Regions from separate parts of the Mus musculus genome. Here region 2 is linked to region 1. The links are chromatin loops, found by intact Hi-C in ENCODE. Cell type or tissue: gastrocnemius. All regions are shown on one strand. Links, peaks and the distances in the headings refer to the core of each region. The heading gives the core; the rest is flanking DNA.

Region 1 (10,094 bases), core at 1,145-9,144:
CCCAGAACTGTGGCGCTCAATCCTGGTTTAGCTCCAAGATCGGCTGCCACCAGTCCCACTCCCAAGTTGTCTGTTCCTCCTGGCTTAACTGAGCCAACAGCCAGCTATTGCCTTCCCCGAGTTCTTTGTAAAGGATAGTTAATTTATGGTGTATTATGTCAATGTGCTATCTTACCATGTCCATGTGGACCTATTTTTACCAGGAGATCATGGTCTGAAACTTTAAGACTGGTTCAAGGATACTGCTGTCTAAAAAAACACCATAAGGGACTTTATCATGCCAAATTGATTTTGCAGAATAGTGATGAATTCTTATGAAAGTTTGAACAAATCAAAATGCTATTGTATTGTGGAAACTGTCTAAATTCCTAATGTCCACAAAGTACTATGTGTTTCTATGTGAATTCAAGTCAGAAACCCAGTTTATGTATCACACAGGTTAAGTCACATGTAGCTCAGTTCTGCACTTGACAGTCATTGCAGCATGCTTATCTCCTGTCCTCATTTCAGTACATCATCTGACAGAGAAGGACCCACAGAATTCTACAACATCCTCTAAAGGAGTCACAGCGCCTATGAAAACCACTATCTTGAAATATCCAAGGTTGTTAGAGGTAATTTGACCTCAGAGGACATTTGGTAATATGTGGAGTCATTTTTGTCCCTGCAACTTAAAAGATGTTACTGCTATCTGGGTGGAGGCCCTGGATACTGCTCAACATACTTAAGTGTCCAGAGCAGCTCTTCCAAGAATTTTCTAGCCCCAAATATCAATAGTATTAACATGGAGAAGCCCTGATACAAACTCAACCCAGAAGGTTGAGTAATAAAACACTAGGCTGGCATGTAAAAGGCCCTAAATTCAGTCCCCAGTACAAAAGATACAATAACTCACCTTTTCTAAACTGTAAATTGATTAAACAATGCTGTATTTGAGTTGTTCTTAACAAATAGAGTCATATATATATATATATATATATATATATATATATATATATATTAGTGTTAAGTAAATTACTGATTTGCAATATTTATATTCAGGGTGAATAATTCCTTTATCTTTCTGTAAATCTTTTATCACTTAACAATGAACATTCTAAAAGACAAATGATATATTTTCACTGGGTCTCCTACCAGTATTGTTTTCACATCCACCCCAGAAAACCATCTTGTTCATCTCTCTGAATATATTTGTAAAAGGCTAAGACTTTAAGGATATATAGCTGCAACCACACTGACCCACGGGGACAAAGCCTTTTGCATAATCACACTAAGTCCATCATTTTGGGGTTTTGTCACATGGGTTTTTGAGCAGTGCTTCTGGGCCAGAATTTGAATGAAAGCAGTGACTGGGGTTATTGATTGTACTCCTCTCAACCAGAGCAGAAGATCTTTAGGGAGAAGTTACTCTTTTACATCTCCAGGGAAAAGATTACTAATATCTAACGGACACCATCAAATATCCAGCATCCACATGTTCCTGGTTGCTTCATAAAACTTCATATTTGTTTTAATCTTTCCGTAACTTATACAAGATCTACACGGTGTGTTTGGTTTCTTTCTTAAATCTTTTAGTTCTGCTGTTTCTTCATCTATTGTTTGTTACTTAAATAACTTTGATATGGTGAACTGATTTCCGGTTTGGTATCAAGTCACTGAACTGTGCTAAGGGGGTGCCCCTTAAGATCACATGACTCAACCAATTTAAAAAGGAAAAGAAAGTCATTTAGAAAAAAAAGTGCTTGCAATATACTAAAACCTAATTTAAAAAGAAAAAAAAAGTCATTTAGAAAAAAAAAGTGGGGGGCTGGCGAGATGGCTCAGTGGTTAAGAGCACTGACTGTTCTTCCAAATGTCCTGAGTTCAAATCCCAGCAACCACATGGTGGCTCACAACCATCTGTAATGAGATATGCCCTCTTCTGGTGCATCTGAAGACAGCTACAGTGTACTTATGTATAATAATACATCTTTTAAAAAAAAAGAAAGAAGAAAGAAGGAAAGAAAGAAAGAAAGGTGCTTGCAATATATTAAAAACCTAATTTAAAAAGAAACAAAAAGTCATTTAGAAGATCACATGACTCCCATTGTTCTCAAAGCTCCTCCCCCATGCTCCATGTTCTATGAGGTTGCTGCAGGAAGACTATTGGAAAGCCTTCCTGTCAGCCCTTTTGTTGTTGTTGATGTTTTGTTTTGTTTTGTTTTGTTCGAGACAGGGTTTCTCTGTGTAGCTCTGGCTGTCCTGGAACTCACTCTGTAGACCAGGCTGGTCTCAAACTCAGAAATCCACCTGCCTCTGCCTCCCAAGTGCTGAGATTAAAGGCGTGTGCCACCACTGCCCAGCTCTCCTGTCAGCTCTTAATGCAAATAAATAAATAAATTTTAAAAGCTTTATACAAAACAAGATACTTTTTTTTAATTTACACTATGGTATCTTTCTTTTTTTAACATTTAGTTAGTTAGTTAGTTAGTTAGTTAGTTAGTTGAAATATTTATTATTTATATGTAAGTACACTGAAGCTATCTTCAGACACACCAGTAGAGGGCATCAGATGTCATTACAGATGGTTATGAGCCACCATGTGGTTGCTGCGATTTGAACCCAGGACCTTCAGAAGAACAGTCAGTGCTCTTAACCACTGAGCCATCTCTCCAGCCCAAGATACTCTTTTTTTAAGGTTCATTTACTTTATGTTTATGAGTGTTATTTCTGCATATAGAGCAGCATACCAGAAGAGGGCATCTGATCCCATTATAGATGGTTGTGAGCCACCATTTGGTTGCCGGGAATCAAACTCAGGACCTCTGGAGAAACAGACAGTACTCTTAACCACTGAGCCATCTCTCCACTCACCAACCCCCCCCCCCCCCAGCAAGATATCCTAACGACCATTCTCATATTTACAGGGAACTTCACCCTTATCTAATTGTTTTCCTCCACATGTTCTCTTAAGAAAAAAGAAGGCAGGTAGGGGGAAGGAGGTTCCCAACCTGTGTCCATGCAGTTCCTGACAAAAAGAACATTTATTGTTATCTCTGGTTTCTCATAGAGCCAGGAAACCAACTTAACCTAAAAAGAAACTAACTATGAAATATGCACAGCTCAGCTGTAGTCACATGCTTGTGCCCCAGGAGCATGGAATCAACTGATTTAGTTGTACAGAACAGTTGCCTGTCAGGTGCCTACCTTGAACAGTCATCCTAACAACAGCAGTTCTTGCCACTTTGAGGGAACAGTCCAGCATCAGGACTGCTGCCATCACAGCTCCTTACCTTTGCTCTCTTCTAAGAACCTGAAATCTGATGGGGTCTCCTTTGGAGTACACCTGGCTCCCAGGATACTTTGGATCAGCATTTTTGTTTTTCTTTTTTGATCTCCAGGGTGCTCACAAGACACTGTTGGTGTCCAGAATTTGCTTCTCTGCACTCACATTTCCCTCTGAGGTCGGCCTTTCATTTCCTTTGCCAAGCCTGACTTTTCATAATAACTCAGCTGTTATATCTTCTCTGGGAGCTTTTCATTCACAAAGCTAAGAAAAGGTGCATCAGCTGGCTGACTTTGTGGTAGTTCTATGAAGTAGTAGCATTTCTAGATGAGCCAGGAAGTGTGACACAGGCCTTTAATCCCAGCACTCAGGAAGCAGGGACAGGGGCAGGGGCAGCAAATCTCTTAAGTATGAGGCCAGCCTGTTCCAAGATATCCAGGATTACACAGAGAAACCCTGTGTCAAAGTCACATAGACAGATAGATAGATAGATAGATAGATAGATAGATAGATAGATAGATAGATAGATAGATAGATAGATAGCATGTGCAACCATATTCTAAATGAAAAAAAAGTAGGCCCAGAGCAAATATTACTAATTACCAGCATAAAGGTAATTATGTATGTTATATTCAAAAGTAATATAAAGTCAGACTTTCATATGAGCACCCAGTTTACAGTAGCTAAGATTTCAGTGACTCTGGGCTGGAAAGATGGCTCAGCAGTTAAGAGCACTGACTACTCTTCCTAAGGACCTGAGTTTAAAACCCAGCAACCACATGGTGGCTCACAACCATCCTTAATGAGATCTGATGCCCTCTTCTGGTGTGTCTAAAGACATCTACAGTGTACTTACATATAACAAATAAATAAATCTAAAAAATATATATTCAGTGACTCACTTATGTTGGAGGTGCTGCTGTGGGGTTTTGCCTTTTTCTCATGGTCCTGAGCAAACTGCTAAAGCCTCAGTCATTGTGCCTGTAATCAATACTGGGAGAAACAGGAAAGTAGGCAAGCCAATATTCACCTTTCTCATATGTCAAAGAAGGGCCTTCCCAGAAACCTCTGTCATATACCCACATAATTTGTTGGCCAAAAATGAGTCACAGGGCCATCTGTCATAAGAGGTTTGGAGTGGTAGTGTTCAGCATTCCTAACCTCTGGTGGCTGCAGGGAAGGTTGAAAAGGGCTCTGTCCCTTTTCTCTTCCAGTCTCTGGAGTCACCTGTATTCCACATTTCCACAGTGCCAACGTTCACCTCAGGCCTCTCCCCTGCTGCTTCACAGAATCAGTTGTGTCCACAACTGGGTGCTGCCATTCCTCAACGACCCTTCTGCCTTCCCCCAGCTTGCAAACAAGGTGGGGAAGGAGGGATGAGTACAGAGCAAATTCATGTACTAGGAGCCTGCTCAATACCCTTGCCTCCGTTGGAAGTAGCGAAACATTGTTTTCTCACCTGAGAGTCTCTGTGAGGAACTGAATTTGGCCGAGATTGCTGTACTGCCAATTTTCTCCTCAAAGCACTGATCACCTTACATCTTTCTGTTGCACAGTTCCCTCAATACACGCATCCTGTGGCTGCTCTCTATGAAGTTTGCTAGTATGGCTGTTAAAAAGACTGTTACTCGTGCACCATTCACTTTGTATGGAGCTCAAAGACAGACAAACTTGTAGACAATTTAGCAAATCCCAACAGTAAAGGCCTCCTAGTCAGGCACCTTGTCTAAAAGTCTGGAAGCTGTCTGTGATGTTTAAATGGCCTGCAGACACACACATACACACTCCACCCCCAGCTGTCTCGTGTAGTTAGTGTTAGTTAGCTAAGACTGGCTACATTCAAATAAAATGACAAAGGTTTCGGAAGGATTGTGGAAGGATTGTAGTTTAGGGCTTGAGGTTGCACTTAATGTGAGTAAAGGTCCAGGTTCCCCAGAACCAAAAAAATTAAGCAAAATATGGCTGGCAAGAAAGAAAAGTGGGTAAAAGTACTTGCTGCCAAAACTGAGTTTGACCTGCAGAACTCACTTGGTAAAAGGAAAGAACAGGGTTCCAAAAGTTGTCTCCTAACCTCTTCACGTGCATTGTGGTACGTACCCCACAACACACATAAACACACATGAACAAACACACACACCAAATAAATGTGATTTTAATATATATATATGTGTGTGTGTGTATACATATATACATATACATATACATATACATATACATATACATATACATATACATATACATATACATATACATATACATATACATATACATATACATATACATATACATATAACCTATGTGGGTATTTTGCCTGCTTGTATATCTGTGTAGCATTTGTGTGCCTGGTGCCTATGAAGGCCAAAAGAGGGTACCAAAACTCCTGGGACTGGAGTTAGACGGTTGTGAGCCATCAGAGGATGGACCTCACTCACTTGCACCGTGCATGCTCCAACTTCCCACACATCCCACAACTTCTACTCAGAAACACCAGCCTAGAGTCACCATCCTTCCCAACCCAACCCCCGGCAGGCATTCAGAACTACAACTCCCACAGGGCCGAAAGAATTAGCGCTGTGCTTTCTGGAACTTGTAGTCCAGGTGACGTGCTGTGTGGCCATTCGCCTGTACTAGGCACTTTGGGACTTGTGGTCCCTGGGCACGAAGGCGCATGTGTGTGCGTCACCAGGACGCCTTTGGAAGTGTCCGCTGGGAGTTCTGGAGACCCGGTGAGCGCGGGAACCCTGGCATGGAGGGGTGAGGGCTGCGAACGCCCACGGCAAACCTAACGGCCTGTGAGTACAGGACAGAGTGTGTCACGGCTGATGGAGTGTAAGTCTGACAAACCAAAAGCGGGACTGGCCGACCGGTTGTATGTGTCCGACAGGTTGTGCTACGTCTGATGCGTCGTGGCCTTGGATATCTCGTCGAGTGACTGATGAAGCCACCGACAGAAATAGCTTTTCGATGGACTTTAAGATGGGTTTGTAGCCAGGCGTGGTAGCGCAAGCCTTTAATCCCAGCACTCGGAGGCAGAGGCAGGCGGATTTCTGAGTTCGAGGCCAGCCTGGTCTACAAAGTGAGTTCCAGGACAGCTAGGGCTACACAGAGAAACCCTGTCTCGAAAAACCAAAAAATAAAAATAAAATAAAATAAAAAATAAATTTAAAAAAGATGAGTTTGTAACGAGTTCAGCCATGAGTGAAATCCTCTGTGTCTGGTTGAGATGCTGACTAACATGGTCTTCCTGCCTCTGCCTCCCAAGCCACCACGCCAAACATTTCAGCTGCTTTATTTACTTATTTTTATTTTATATGCATTGGAATTTTGCCTGCAAGTATGTGTGTGAGGGTGCCAGATCTTGGAATTACAAACAGTTGTGAGCTGCAATGTGGGTGCTGGGAATTGAACCTGGGTCCTGTGGAAGAGCAGCCAATGAATGCTCTTAACCACCCACTGAGCCACCTCTTCAGCCCCTTGAGCTGCTTTAATTCCACCATAAAATGTATATTAATTGAGCCAGCCATGGTGGCACATGTTCTTTTCGAAGCCAGCCTCATCTATGTATCAAGTTCCAGGCCATCCAGGACTTTATAGTAAACCCCTGTATCCTGGTTGGGTTGGGTTGGGTTGGTTGGGTTGGTTGTATACAACTTGATGAAAGCTAGCGTTATCTGAGAAGAGGAACCTCCATTGAGAAAAGGCCTCCAAGAGATGACTTGTAGGCAAGTCTATAGGGGCATTTTCTTGATTAATTATTGACGTGGGAGGACCCAGTCCAGGTGCCACCCCTGAGTAGGTGATCCTGGGTTATATAAGAAAACAGACTGAGCAAGCCTTGGGAAGCAAGCATTCCACCACAACCTCTGCTTCAGTTTTTGCAACCAGGTTCCTACCTTGAGTTTAACCTGACTTCCTTCAAAACTGGTAATTTGTGAGGAAAATAAGCCCTTTCCTCCCCAACTTGCTTTTGACCAATGTTTTATCACTGCAAGAGAAGGTGCAAACTAAGACAACCCTGTCTCAAAATATACACACACACACACATCACACATGCATATATAATAGATGTGTGTTTACTATGTAGTAATTTATATTAATATATATATTTATTTGCTGGTTTTAGCTTGACTAATTTTTTAAAAATTTTTTCTGGACTATTAGTTTGTACTTGGGATTTACTACAATATCAGATACAATATGGCATTTCTGGGGTATACTTAAGTGTTCTGGTGACTAAGGGAGGTCCTGCTGCTATGCTATATAATAGGAACAGAGTGATGAAGTCCTGCACTGTAAGTACCAAGTCTCTGAAGGAAGTGCTGTCCCTTTCCAGATGTTAGTAGCTTCCCTATCTAGAAATGGGGATTGATTCCGAAGCAAACTAAAATTGAAGTCAGCAGGCAAGAGGAATGTAAGTTCTATTATGTAAGGAGAGCTAGTCTTAAAATGAAGTGTAATATTGAGCCAAAACACATGACCATTTTAAAGCTCTTCCTATATTATATATGTGTGTACATGTGTGCACACACAGAGAAGCCATGGCCCATGTGTAACAAAGATCAGGAGACAAGTTAAAGCAGTTGGTTCTGTCCTTTTACCATACGGGTCTTAGGGGTTGGAGATAGGTTGTCAGGCTTGGCGGCAAGCACCTTTACTTGCCAAGCCATCTCCCCAACCCATACTGTGTTTTTTGTAAAGGGCATTTTAGCTGACTGTCACCTACTAGGAATGTGTGAAGTGGGTTCTTACCAGCCCCAAGCAGCACTCGTTGTTTACTGTTCTTCTGCGGTTTGGAAAGGCTGAACGTCATCCCCCATAAAGAAAGACTGGAGGGCATCATTTGTGAGGTCCAAGACCAGCTCTCCACCTGCTGACAGAAAATAACCCTAGAGGTTAATGCAGTTCCCCAGCTTTTTTTTTTTCTTAGATTTATTTATTTATTGTATGTAAGTACACTGTAGCTGTCCTCAGATACTCCAGAAGAGGGCATCAGATTTCATTACGGATAGTTGTGAGCCACCATGTGGTTGCTGGGATTTGAACTTGGGACCTTTGGAAGAACAGTTGGCGCTCTTAACCACTGAGCCATCTCGCCAGCCCCCTCCCCAGCTTTTAATATGGAAACAGTAATACTGTCTCATAGAGGATCATGTGTTAACAGACACAAGAGGCTAGGGTCACCTAGCATATAGTTAGTTCCCAGGGCCTGTCCTTATTTTCTCCTATTCCTGTCCCACGTTGTAACGTACTTGTTCTTTTATCAGCCTGTCCATATCAGTCTAGTAAAGGCATTGAACACGGGTCCCATGTCTTCCTCATCTTGGCATCCTTAGCAGAGCTGGGTACCAAGAAGATACTCAATGAAGATTCATTAAGCAAAACTTGCGTTTACATATGTGTAGACAATAAGGTAACTGAAGCCCCTTTACCTGCTTAGTACATCTCTCTGCCCCCTCCTTTTTGTGGGACAAGCAGTGGCTTGCTAGGTAGCTCACAGTCTTCAAATCCTCCTGCTTCATCCTCCCATGTGTGATTATCTTGCCCTTGGTCCCTTATCCTCTTCCCCCTCTCCACATTCACCTCCCCCTTCTCCACGTGCACATGACCGGCCTCTCTCCCTCCCTCCCTCCCTCTCCCCCCCTCTGCTTTCTTCTTAACTCCCCTCCCCATGCCATAAATAAACTCTATTCTATAAAAAAAAAAAAGAGCCCCTGCAGTGAGGGCAGATGGATAATAAACAAGCAATCATATAATTGTGCCATATGTCAGGTGGTAAAGAGCAATAAGAAATAAAGCAGAGTAGAGGGCAGAATCTCTGCAGAGTTATCTTTTTGTATAGAGGCCTATTTATGTATTGTTGAGAAAGAAAAGTCTTGCTCTGTAGCCCAGGATGGCCTTGAACTTTCAGTCTTCCTGACTTAGCCTGCTGAGTTGTGAGATTATAGCTATGTGTCCCTATTAGAAAGAACCACAACAGAAATTAGAAAATATTTTAAACTAAATGAAAATGAAGTTGGGTATATATAATAGTACATGCTTATAATCCCAGTACCCAGGAGGCTGTAGCAGAATTTCCATAAGGCCATCATGGTCTATATAAAAGGTCCTGACTCAAAAAACTAATATAAAAATGTAGATAGAACTTATCAAAATTATGACATACAACTAGAGCTTTTGGAATAAAATGTATAGCTTTAAACACATGCACTTTATTTTAGACTTTTATATTTATTATGTATACACACACATACACACACACACCACAGCATAACATCTTAAAGAGTCAATCTTCTCCTTCCACTCTGCGGGTCCTAGGTATGAAACGTTTGTCATAAGACTTGGTGGCAAGTGCCTTACATGATAAACCATCTTGCTGGCCCAAATACATACATTTGTAAAGAAGCAAGGTAGTCAGGCATGGTGGGGCATGCACTGGGGATGAAGGGGAAGGACAGTGAACTGGAAGCCATGCTAGCTACATAGCAACACACACAGACACACATATACACACACCTACACACACCTAACAGAATAAATCACCGTGGGATTACCAGGTCGAAAGATAAGAAAATAGGAACTGTATAAGTGACAGGAGACATGGCTTTGTGGCTTTGTGGCTAGCTGTGGGCTGGCTTGCGTTTGCAGCTCACTCGCCTGCTGATCCTTCCCTAGCTGGGAGACTTGGAGAGGATCCTTTCATTCTGTCTGCCTTCACCTAAAATAGGAATACAACTTGTCCCTTGAGTTTGTTTCTTTGCGTTTTGGTTTGCTTTGGTTTAGGTTTTGGTTTTTGAGACAGGGTATCTGTATATAACCCTAGCTGTCCTGA
Region 2 (10,094 bases), core at 805-8,804, 69 kb after region 1:
TGTGTACATGCATGTGACTGCAGATGTGTGAGGAGTCCAAATGTGTAGATGTGTGCCTGTAATCACAATACTGAGACAGTGAAAGCAAGAGACACACAGGAGGGGGGGTGGTTAGGGGGAGGAGAAGGGAAGAGGAAGGGAGGGGAGAAAGAATAAAGAGGGAGGGAGGGAGAGAGAGAGAGAAAGGAGAAAAGAATAAGTGATGGTTGTAGCTTGACTGAAACTGTGAACTTGGAGGTCGGAGCAATATAACTTTGCATCTGTTGTTAAACTAGCCAGATTTTATGATGTGGAAATAAGAAAGATAATTAGAAAAGTGCTCATGGAGTATGTCTTCAGTAACCACAAGTTTGACACTTAAGGTAGAGTCTCCTTATGAGTCTCCCTTCCTTCTTCCAGTTCACCCCGAGCATCTCATTGCCCCTGGGCAGCCAGAGGAAGCTTAGGGTGCTTCAACCCTTCCAGACTCCCGGGGCTCCCTCTATCTCTCTTAGATTACCACTCTACCCGGTCTCTCCCTAACAGATCCTGAACACTCCAGCTCAGCCTCACTTCCAAGCAGTTGCACACGGAGTCCCTATTCATCCAACGGCTTTCTATACTGTTTTCCAGAAGTGGGAAACCCTCGGCATTACGCGTAGTGGGGGCGTTGGGACCTTAAAACTGACGTGAATCTACGATTCCCAGTAGCAAGGCAAAACACCAGAGGACGTGAATATGAGCCTACCGTCTCGCTCGCTCGGAGACTCAATGCCCAGGGACTTCAAGCCTGCAAGGACTAGGAAATGGAAAGCATCGGCTACAAGTGCCGTCCTCCCCATTACCCTTCCTCTCCGGTCCCAAGGAGGCGTGTACTAAGTGAAAGGACTCGGCTTATAGATCCCACCCATTTGGCGAGCAAAATAAAGTCACGACTCCGTTGCGCACACAGCCTGAGAAAAAGCTTTTTTTTTTTTTTTTTTTTTTTTTTTTTTTTTTTTTTTGAGAAAAAGCTTTTCATCTGGGTTGTGATTGGCTCAGAGTCTAGAGAGCCTCACAGTCTTGTGGTAAATGTAGTTTCCACCCGGCATCTGGTGAGCGAGGAGCGAGCTTTTGTTCTCCGTGGCATTGACTTAGCGGCATTGTAGAGAACGTAGAGAATGGAGCTAGGCAGAGGTGTCATACACCTTTAATCTCGGTGAGTTCGAGGCCAGCCTGGTTCACAAAGCAAGTTCCAGAACAGCCAGGGCTACACAGAGAAACTGTATTGAGGAAAAACAAAACCGAAACAAACAAACAAAAAATATGGCATGGATATAAATTAACTTCCGTTTAGGACTCTCCTTTTAGAGATTCCCCGCAAGTACCAGTGCCCTGAGATCCTTTTTCTTTGTTTGTTTGGTTGGTTGTTTTTTTTTTTTTTGTTTTTTTTTTGTTGTTGTTGTTGTTTTTGTTTTTGTTTTTCGAGACAGGGTTTCTCTGTATAGCCCTGGCTGTCCTGGAACTCACTATGTAGACCAGTTTGGCCTCGAACTCAGAAATCCGCCTGCCTCTGCCTCCCGAGTGCTGGGATTAAAGGCATGCGTCACCACTGTTCGGTGAGATCCTTTCTTTAATGACATGGAGTGCCCTTCTAATTTAGCGGATTCTGACCCAAAGTTATTAGCATATTTGAAGAGCTTACTAGTACTTCAATTTCACCCGCGGGGCTCCTCTGCCACTTACTGAGTCTGAACTCCCCCTTGACTTGAGCACCCAGGCCTCGATGAGACTCCTGGGGATTCTGAGCTCACTTAGAAGCTGCTGTGATTTGTAGTCTGGTGGTGAATTTTCTGGGTGGCTTGATACTGACTGTGTATACCAGGATAGCTTAGAACTCACAGAGATCTATCTACCTGACCCTGTCTTCTGAGTAATGGGGTTAAAGGCATGAAGGCATGAGCCACCATGCCTGAGAAAAATAATATTAATTTTACATTTATTTGTATGTGCCTGCCATGAGATTTATGTGGAGGTCAAAGGACAACCACAGTAGCCAGTCCCAGGTACTGAGCTCTGATCACTGGGCTTGGTAGCAATCTCACCAGCAAGGGTACTGAGGGTTTAAACTCAGGTCTGTATACGTACACGCAAGCGCTCTTAACCCACTGAACCATCTTCCTAGCCTCGTAACCTTCCTTTTGAGAGATGATATAGCAGGGAGAGAAGTTTCAGAAAATAAGAAAGTCCAAGGTACCAGAAAAAACATACTAGGCAGGCATCCAAAAGAAAATAGACTAGGGGGGGGGGAGAGAGAAAAGGAAACGTTGTAACTTTCAGATACACTTTACTGACCCTGTGGTAGCTTGTGGAGATCATCTCTCTTGGCTTTCTTTCTTTCTTTCTTTCTTTCTTTCTTTCTTTCTTTCTTTCTGTCTGTCTGTCTGTCTGTCTGTCTGTCTGTCTGTCTTTCTCTCTCTCTCTCTCTCGCCCTTCCTTCCTTCCTTCCTTTCTCATATACCACTGAGCTACACCCCTAGCTAGCCCTCTATACTTCTTGAGACAAGATTTTACGGAGTTGCCTAGCTTGGCTTTGAACTTACTATGTAGCCGAGACTGTGAACTTGTAATCCTCCTGCCTCAGTCTCTGGAGAAGCTGGGCTTGCATGCCAATGTCACCACTAGACCTGCTGTGGCTATTTTGTTGCACTTGCTTTCCTATTTTAAAGGTTTGTATATAGCATGTGCCTGCATGAATTTATGAGCACCACCTGTATACAGGTGCCCTTGGAGGCCTGAAGGTATTGGATCCCTTGACACTAGAATTATAGGCAGTTGTGAGAAGGCTGGTGTGAATGAAACCTGGGTCTTCTGCAAGGTCAGTAAGTGTTGGGACATTTCTCCAGCCCCTAGTTTTGTTTTGTTTTGTTTTGTTTTGTTTGGCCTCATATTTAGCCCTGGCTGGCCTGGAAATCTTTTGTAGATCAGTCTGGCCTTGAACTCACAAAGACTATCAGCCTGTCCCTGGAGTATTGGGATTTAAGGCTCATACCACCTCAACCAGCCTTTTCTTTCCTTTAAAGAAATTTCTTTCTCTCGTGTGCGAACGAGTGTAGGTGCCTGTGTGCTGTGGCACTCAGTAGAAGGTAGAGGACAACTGGAATGAGTCCATTCTCTTCCATCTGGGGACGGAAACAGGGTGGCAGGCTTGGTGACAAGTGCCTTTAACTTGCTGGACCATCTTACTGGTCACTTTCTTCTCTTGGATTCAGGGCCCCATGTATTTATTCCAGGCTGCTTTTGAACTCACTGTACACTAAAAAATGACTTTGAATTAATTGTCCTTAGTCTTTCTGCAAAGTTCTGGGATTACAAGCATGTACTACCACACCTGGCTTCTTCTGGTGTGTGCGCGGAGACAGGGAGGTGGGGGGGACAGACTCACTCTATAGTCTAGGCTGGCCTTAAATTTGTGACAAATCTCCTGGTGTAGCTTTCTAAGTTCTGTAATCATTGTCTCTTGTCGCCCAGGCTGATCTCAAATTCACACTATAGCTACAGCTGCTCGTGAAAGAAGCTCTGGTCCTTCTGCCTCTGCCTCCTGAGTACTGGGATAGTAGCTGCTACCACAGCCAGCTCTCAACCCACGCTGTTTGAGAACCCACTGTACTTAGGGGCTGCATTAGCCCACCCTTAACAAGAGACCCAAGGAACTTCTATATAGAGACAAGCATACATAGAACTAAGGAACCCAACACAGGAGAAATGAGAATCCTGAAAGAAGATCCCTCACATGCTGCAGAATAGAGAAAAACCTTTTCCTGTCCTCCAATAACAGGGCCAGTCTTCACTGAGACTGCCCTGCCTTTCCAAAATCTCACATATCACTTAGATTGGCCCCAAGGAAATAAAGAATCAATATTGTGATGTGTGGAAAAGAGGGAAGAACAGGTGTCCTAAGGACAAGCAGCCAAGCATAGAAACTAGTTGATGTGCAAGGGTCTGAAATAAGAGCTCGCAACATTGACCTTCACTCTTTCCAAGACTGAGATAGGGGAATAGAAAGAGAGGCCGAAACCCAACTCTGTCTCTGCAGCTGGCCACACAGAGGGAAACTGCCTGAGCATGTTATCTCCGTATGTGATCGCGGTTGGTGTGGAAGTTGCTATGTAGTCTAGGATGGCCTTAAGTTTACAATGATCCTCCTGCCTCTCTCTCTTCTGAGTGCTGAGATTAAAGGTATGCGCCATCATGGATCTGATCTAAGGCTTTTCTGTCTATTTATTTCCCATGCGCATTGGCATTGGTGTTTTGCTTGCGTGTATGTCTGAAAGTGTTGGGTCCTCTGGAACTGGAATTACAGATAGTTGTGAGCTGCCTTGTGGTGATTTGAGCCCGGATCTGCTGGAAGAACAGTCAATGATCTTAACCGTTGAATTGCCCTGGAACTCTCTTTGTAGACCATGCTGGCCTTGAAATCAGAGATCTTGCCTCTGCCTCCCAAGTGCTGAGGCTACAGGTGTGTGCCACCACGCCCACTGCTGCCGTCTCTTTAGAAGGGATTCCCCATACGTTTTTTCTTTTGTGCTCCCAGCTTGTGTCGCCTGCCTCCCGAAATCTCCAAGTTTCCACTTCTGAATCTTCAGGTTTTGGTCCTGGGCCGCTTGCCCAGAGCGGGGACCTACCCAGGAGTCTCTGTTAGTGCTCAGGCCTGGCTGAAACCGGACGGTGGTGGTAAACTTCACTTTCCAGCTAAGGCTGGGAGGTAGGGAGAAAAGATGCTTTGGATACCCGCCATGGATACCAGGAAGGCACCCTCCTGTCATTCAGGCAAGTCAGCAGGAACTACGTTTACCCGAGCATCCGTGCTGTGCATTGGGCCAACGCGGATAGGAGAGGCGGGGCTTCCGGCGGTCTGGGTTGTCACTTTGCAGACTGGCTTAAGGCCACACGGGTGATCCCGATTGGTGCACGAAAGGCCTGGCCGACTCTGCAAATCTCGAGGAGGTTCTGGGGACCCAAGACTAGAGCAAATAAGGATAGTACTCGCAGTTGCCCGATTCTAACCTTGGCTCGGTACACGTCGGCACTGCAAGCCCGCAGCTCTGCCTCCAAGCCTCAGTATTCCCTGTTGGCTCATAGGCTGCAGCGGAGACCGTTAGGGTTGTGCCGAAGCCACGAACTCTCCATCCCCCAGCCGCAGCCCGCCAGGAGTCCTCTGGGCGTACAACGCCCTTTTCTGACCGGGAAACTGAGGCCCAGGCGGGCTGCGCGAGGCCGTGGGCGGGGACGGGCTATGCCCAGGTCTCTCGCCCGTCATGCCCCGCCCCCACTGCAGATTCCGGCGGCGGCAACCTGGCCGCTGACAAATCCACCGCGGGTGAGTGTAGGAATCTTTCCAAGGACCCACCAGGTGTCCTGGCTTGCCCTCTTACTGTACTGTGGGGAGGGACCCAGTTGCTTCCAACATCATAGTCCAGGTGAGTGAGGCGTGCGGGTGTGGAAGCCTCACTTGTGACAGCCAAGTGGGTAAGGTCTGGGGAAAAGTTAAAGGAAAGCACCCACATGTGCAAACGCCAAGGTGAGACTTTTATATTTTGAAGTCTCTCTCTCTCTCTCTCTCTCTCTCTCTCTCTCTCTCTCTCTCTCTCTCTCTCTCTCTCTCTCTCTCTCTCTCTCGCGCGGCTGGCCGCTAATTAGATATGCAGCCAAGAAATGGCCTTGCCCTTCTGGTCCCTCTGCTTCTGCTTCCATAGTGCTAGGTTTTCAGGCATGCTTGAGCACACACAGTTTATTCCGTACTGGGGATGGACCCCAAGACCTTGTGCATACCATGCAAACACTACAAACTTTCATCCCAGCCTGGTATTTAGCAATTTAGACGTGGAATAACCAAGGAAGGGAGGTCTTGTGTGTCTGAAACAGCAGGCAGAGGAATTGGGACTCTGTCCCAGAGGCATCGGAAGACAGAGTGCTTTAAACACAGACTGGACAGTTCCCAGTTAAGATTTTTAAGAGTGATTTTTAAAATTTTTATGTGTACTTTTGTGGGTCTATGCATATGAGTGTTGGTTCCCGGGGAACTTTGTTGTAGGCACTTGTGAGTCATCTAATGTGGACACTGGGAGCTGAATTCATGCCCTTTGAAAGAGCAGCACATACTCTTAACCGCTGAGCCATCTCTCTAGCCCCAGGCTTTGGGGTTTTGTTTTGAAAGACAATCTCACTGTGTAAATCTAGCTGGTCTGCAACTTGGTATGTAGGACCCTTGAGACAGGGTCCCACTATGTAACCATGGCTGTGCTGGAAATGTACAATTAGACCAGGCTGTTCTGGAACTCACAGAGATCCACTTGCTTCTGCCTCCCGAGTGTTGGAATGAAAGGCCTGTGCTACCACACCCAGACACCTAATTAAGATTTTAAAAGCATCTTCTCTTTTTCTGAGCGTAGAACAGACGTGGTGGAATAATATGTATAATAATTCATATTATTATGTAGAACAGAGGCTAGTAGCCCTTGGTCTATGTGAATGATGGTGGTCCCTGCATGAGATTAGTCATGGTAGTGGTTAAGGTGGCTGAATTATGAGTAGATCTGCTGATGCATCAGTGTTGTGTGAAGAACTCTATTGGTCAGCCTGAGCACCTGGGAGGATGGAACTACTGTAGACACAGGAAAGACCAGGCATGTGTGATGTCCCAGAGTGGACTGATTTGATGGGCCTGAAGTGATAGATGTCCAGTTAATTAATCCTAGCGTCTTGAGCCGGGACCTGAGAATTAAAGAAGTATAGTATACTGGCTGGTTGCTGGTTTTGTGTGTCAACTTGACACAAGATAGAGTCATTAGAGAGGAAGGAGCTTCAGTTGAGAAAATGCCTCCATGAGATTGAACTATAAGGCATTTTCTTAATTAGTGATCAATGTGGGGAGGCCCAGTCCAGGGTGGGTGGTGTCATCCCTGATCTGGTGGTCCCGGGTTCTACAAAAAAAAAAAAAAAAAAGCAAGCTGAGCAAGCCATGGGAAACAAGCCAGTAAGCAGCATCCCTCTATGGCCTCAGCATCAGATCCTGCCCAGTTGGCGTTGCTGTCTCGACTTCCTCCAGTGATGGACTGTGATCTGGAAGTGTAAGCTGAATAAACCCTTTCCTCCCAAGTTTCTTTTTGGTCATCAATACTAAGACAGATAGCTTCACAGAGTTGACTAGGGCTGGTTGCTTAGGATTTGAGAACAGGGAGGAAAGGCTTGTGGTGCCTATGGCTGTGAGGGGAAGAGTCCAACAGGTGGCTGAGCAAGGGTATGAGTTGTAAAAGCAGAAAGGAAATGGAGCATTGGTATAGAGGCAAGAAGGATTGACTTTCTGTATGTCTACCAGGTTGATGAGGCCAGTCCCACCTCAGACCTCTGACACCCCAATACCCATAGCAGTAACTGAGATTGTCTACTTACTCCAAAGGGCCTTTTTTTTTTTTTAATTTTTTTTTTTTTTTTTTTGGTTTTTTGAGACAGGGTTTCTCTCTGTAGCCCTGGCTGTCCTGGAGCTCACTTTGTAGACCAGGCTGGCCTCGAACTCAGAAATCCGCCTGCCTCTACCTCCTGAGTGCTGGGATTAAAGACGTGCACCACCACGCCCAGCTCCATTTTTTTTTTTTTTTTAAATTGGTGTTTGACTGGATTTCTCTACATAGCTGTGGCTGTCCTAGAACTCGCTATGTAGACCAAGCTGGTCCCAAACTCACAGACATATACCCGCCTCTCAACCAGTCTACAGGGAAGGAAGATAAATGTCTGAGAAGCATCTCCATTAATAGGGAACAGGTTCCTACCTCACTCAGCCATCGCATAGACACTATCTTATTCTTACTGTTGTAGAGATGGATGGCCTTTGAGGACGTGGCTGTGTACTTCTCCCAGGAGGAGTGGATGTTCCTGAATGCCGCCCAGAGGGCCTTGTACCGCCATGTAATGCTGGAAAACTTCGCACTTGTAGACTCCATAGGTAAAGGCCTGAGTTGAGTCCTTCATTGGAAGCAAAGCTGGGACCAGGTATGGCAGGCAGCTAAGCACACCAGGTTCAGGAGCTATTACAAGTGTCCACTCTCTCCCTAACTGTTTATGAGTATGACCCTCTATCTATAGGGATGTGAGAGGAAGGGCGGTGCCCTGGACACATATAGTCTGATAAACATAACCATTTCCTGTATCCCTGGGGTGCTGGCTGTCTACATTCTTCTGTGCCTGAGTTCTAGCACCTTCCTTTGGAGTGGCTGATCTAGTAGTTCCTTATGGGAACCCTTGAGCCGGGCCTGCAGTCCTCCTGTATCCTGTGGGGTTTTGGGTGCAATTGCATGGTTGACATCCATATCCCACACCCTGCTCTCTATTGGGGCTGGACTGTCTTGAGCTGGGGCTGGCCTCACATGCTCCTTATTCCTTCCTAGGACCTTCTGTCTCCCGGCCTCGTGTGATCATCCAACTCCAGCGTGGTGAGGAACCCTGGGTTCCCAACAGGACAAATAGAGGCCCAGGCAGGGGTGCCCACAGGAGATCCAGCCTTGGTGAGTTGGGCTTCACCTAGGGTGTATTCAGGGGCAAGGGCTACTACATTCTCTACTTCTTGGTATTACAGACACCCTCTTTTCCTGTCTAGAGATAGCTCCCTTCCCTTTTTGAATCTTTTTCCTCATCTTGTGACCTTTCCTGCCCCTGAAGGGCCCAGATGCTGTGTCCATGCAGGAAATTACTCCCTTTGAGCCACACATACATACATACCCATCGGCTGTGCTGTGTGGCTTCACTTTCCCCATTGAACTGTCACATTTGTAGGGTCATTCTTTCTCCCCAACTGTTGTTTGAACACTTCTCCTGGCCGGGCTCTTTCTGGCACTGTGCATAGCATTGGCCAGGACACTGCTGAGTGTTGTAGAGAGAATGCCCAGGAAAAGCAGTCTGCAACAGGATTGATAGTGCATAGACTCAAGGAATGAACACAAAGAGAAAGCAGGCTAGGGAGCGAGGCTTGAGAGAAAGGTCCCAGGTCAGCCAGTGCACAGTTGTGACCATAGAGGTCACAGTTGTTAGGACAGACTCTTCTCTGCCAACTTCTCCCAGGGCCAACCTACACTTCTGGTTTTCTGGTTTTGGGGTTTTGTTTTGGTTTGGTTTGGTTTGGTTTTTTCTAGTCAGTGTTTCTCTGTGTAGCACTAGCACTGCTCAGCTTCTTCAATAAGTTTGTTTTTTTTTTTTTTTCAGACAGGGTCCTAGCAGTAACTATCTTTTCTCTGCCTTCAGGATCCAATTATAGTACAAGAGAAAGACATGTGTCTAGAACACCTCCAGGGGCCACCTGTGACAGGCCTGATAGGATACCTACTAGTATCCTTCCTCCTGCTGGTGCCTACCCTGATGCAAAAATTCTGGAGGGACACCAAAGTGCCTGCCCATCTCTACAGAAAAAACCCACAGGGGTATCAGTGATTTACTGGGAGCAACTCCTGCTAGGTTCCAGCAGCAGTGAAGCAACTGTCAGCTTGCGATTGACTTCTCCAGTAGGGGTTCCTGAAAATGGTTCATCTAGAGGGAAGGCCTTCTCTGACTTTCTGGCCCCAGGGAAGCAGCCACGGGTAGCAGAGCAGCGAAAGCCAGAGATGCAGCTAACCCCTGGGAGAACTTTCCAAAGCATTCCAGATCTCCATGGGGCAGAGGAGGGACGTGGGATGAGTGAGGCTTGGCATGAGTCTCAGGGAGACCCCAATGTTACAGAGGCCCGGATATGGGATGAGCTGGGAGAGGCCCTCCAGGCCGGCCCAGGTCTTCTCTCTGGGGACAAACCTTTCGAATGTAGGGCGTGCAACAAAGTGTTCGTGAAGAGCTCAGACCTCCTCAAGCATCTGCGTACTCATACCGGGGAGCGGCCTTATGAGTGCGCCCAGTGCGGCAAGGCCTTCAGTCAGACATCTCACCTGACTCAGCACCAGCGCATCCATAGCGGTGAGACGCCTTATGTGTGCATGGTGTGCAGCAAGGCCTTCCGACACAGCTCCTCACTGGTGCGCCATCAGCGCATCCACACAGTCGAGAAGTCATTCCACTGCAACGAGTGTGGTAAGGCCTTCAGCCACGGCTCCAACCTC

What was found. Peaks named below come from ENCODE experiments on the same cell type or tissue, not always from the same donor. Only the 100,000 strongest peaks of a DNase experiment are listed, where the experiment ranks them.
Region 2: a loop joins it to region 1, with 8 times the contacts of the local background. A loop is called at or near these places in 1 of 42 quality-filtered maps.

The regions. Positions count from the first base shown.
Region 1 is chr7:12,891,887-12,901,980 of GRCm38, forward strand. Zfp128 (zinc finger protein 128) reads left to right here. Exons shown (of 4, transcript NM_153802.4): 4 at 1-1,536. Zscan22 (zinc finger and SCAN domain containing 22) reads left to right here and starts at 5,923. Exons shown (of 3, transcript NM_001290436.1): 1 at 5,923-6,094. In gastrocnemius, for the core only: no CTCF peak of the experiment used is centred there; a DNase peak (open chromatin) is centred at 5,894; H3K4me3 peaks cover 1,297 bases; H3K27ac peaks cover 657 bases.
Region 2 is chr7:12,960,962-12,971,055 of GRCm38, forward strand. It overlaps Zfp324 (zinc finger protein 324), which reads left to right and starts at 4,877. Exons shown (of 4, transcript NM_178732.4): 1 at 4,877-5,338; 2 at 7,834-7,960; 3 at 8,403-8,519; 4 at 9,253-10,094. The coding sequence starts at 5,255. 1810019N24Rik (RIKEN cDNA 1810019N24 gene) reads right to left here and starts at 856. Exons shown (of 2, transcript NR_166501.1): 1 at 728-856. It overlaps Gm29638 (a long non-coding RNA gene), which reads left to right. Exons shown (of 2, transcript XR_391162.4): 2 at 526-926. In gastrocnemius, for the core only: no CTCF peak of the experiment used is centred there; DNase peaks (open chromatin) are centred at 888, 1,043, 4,864, 5,322 and 1 more place; H3K4me3 peaks cover 2,848 bases; H3K27ac peaks cover 2,781 bases.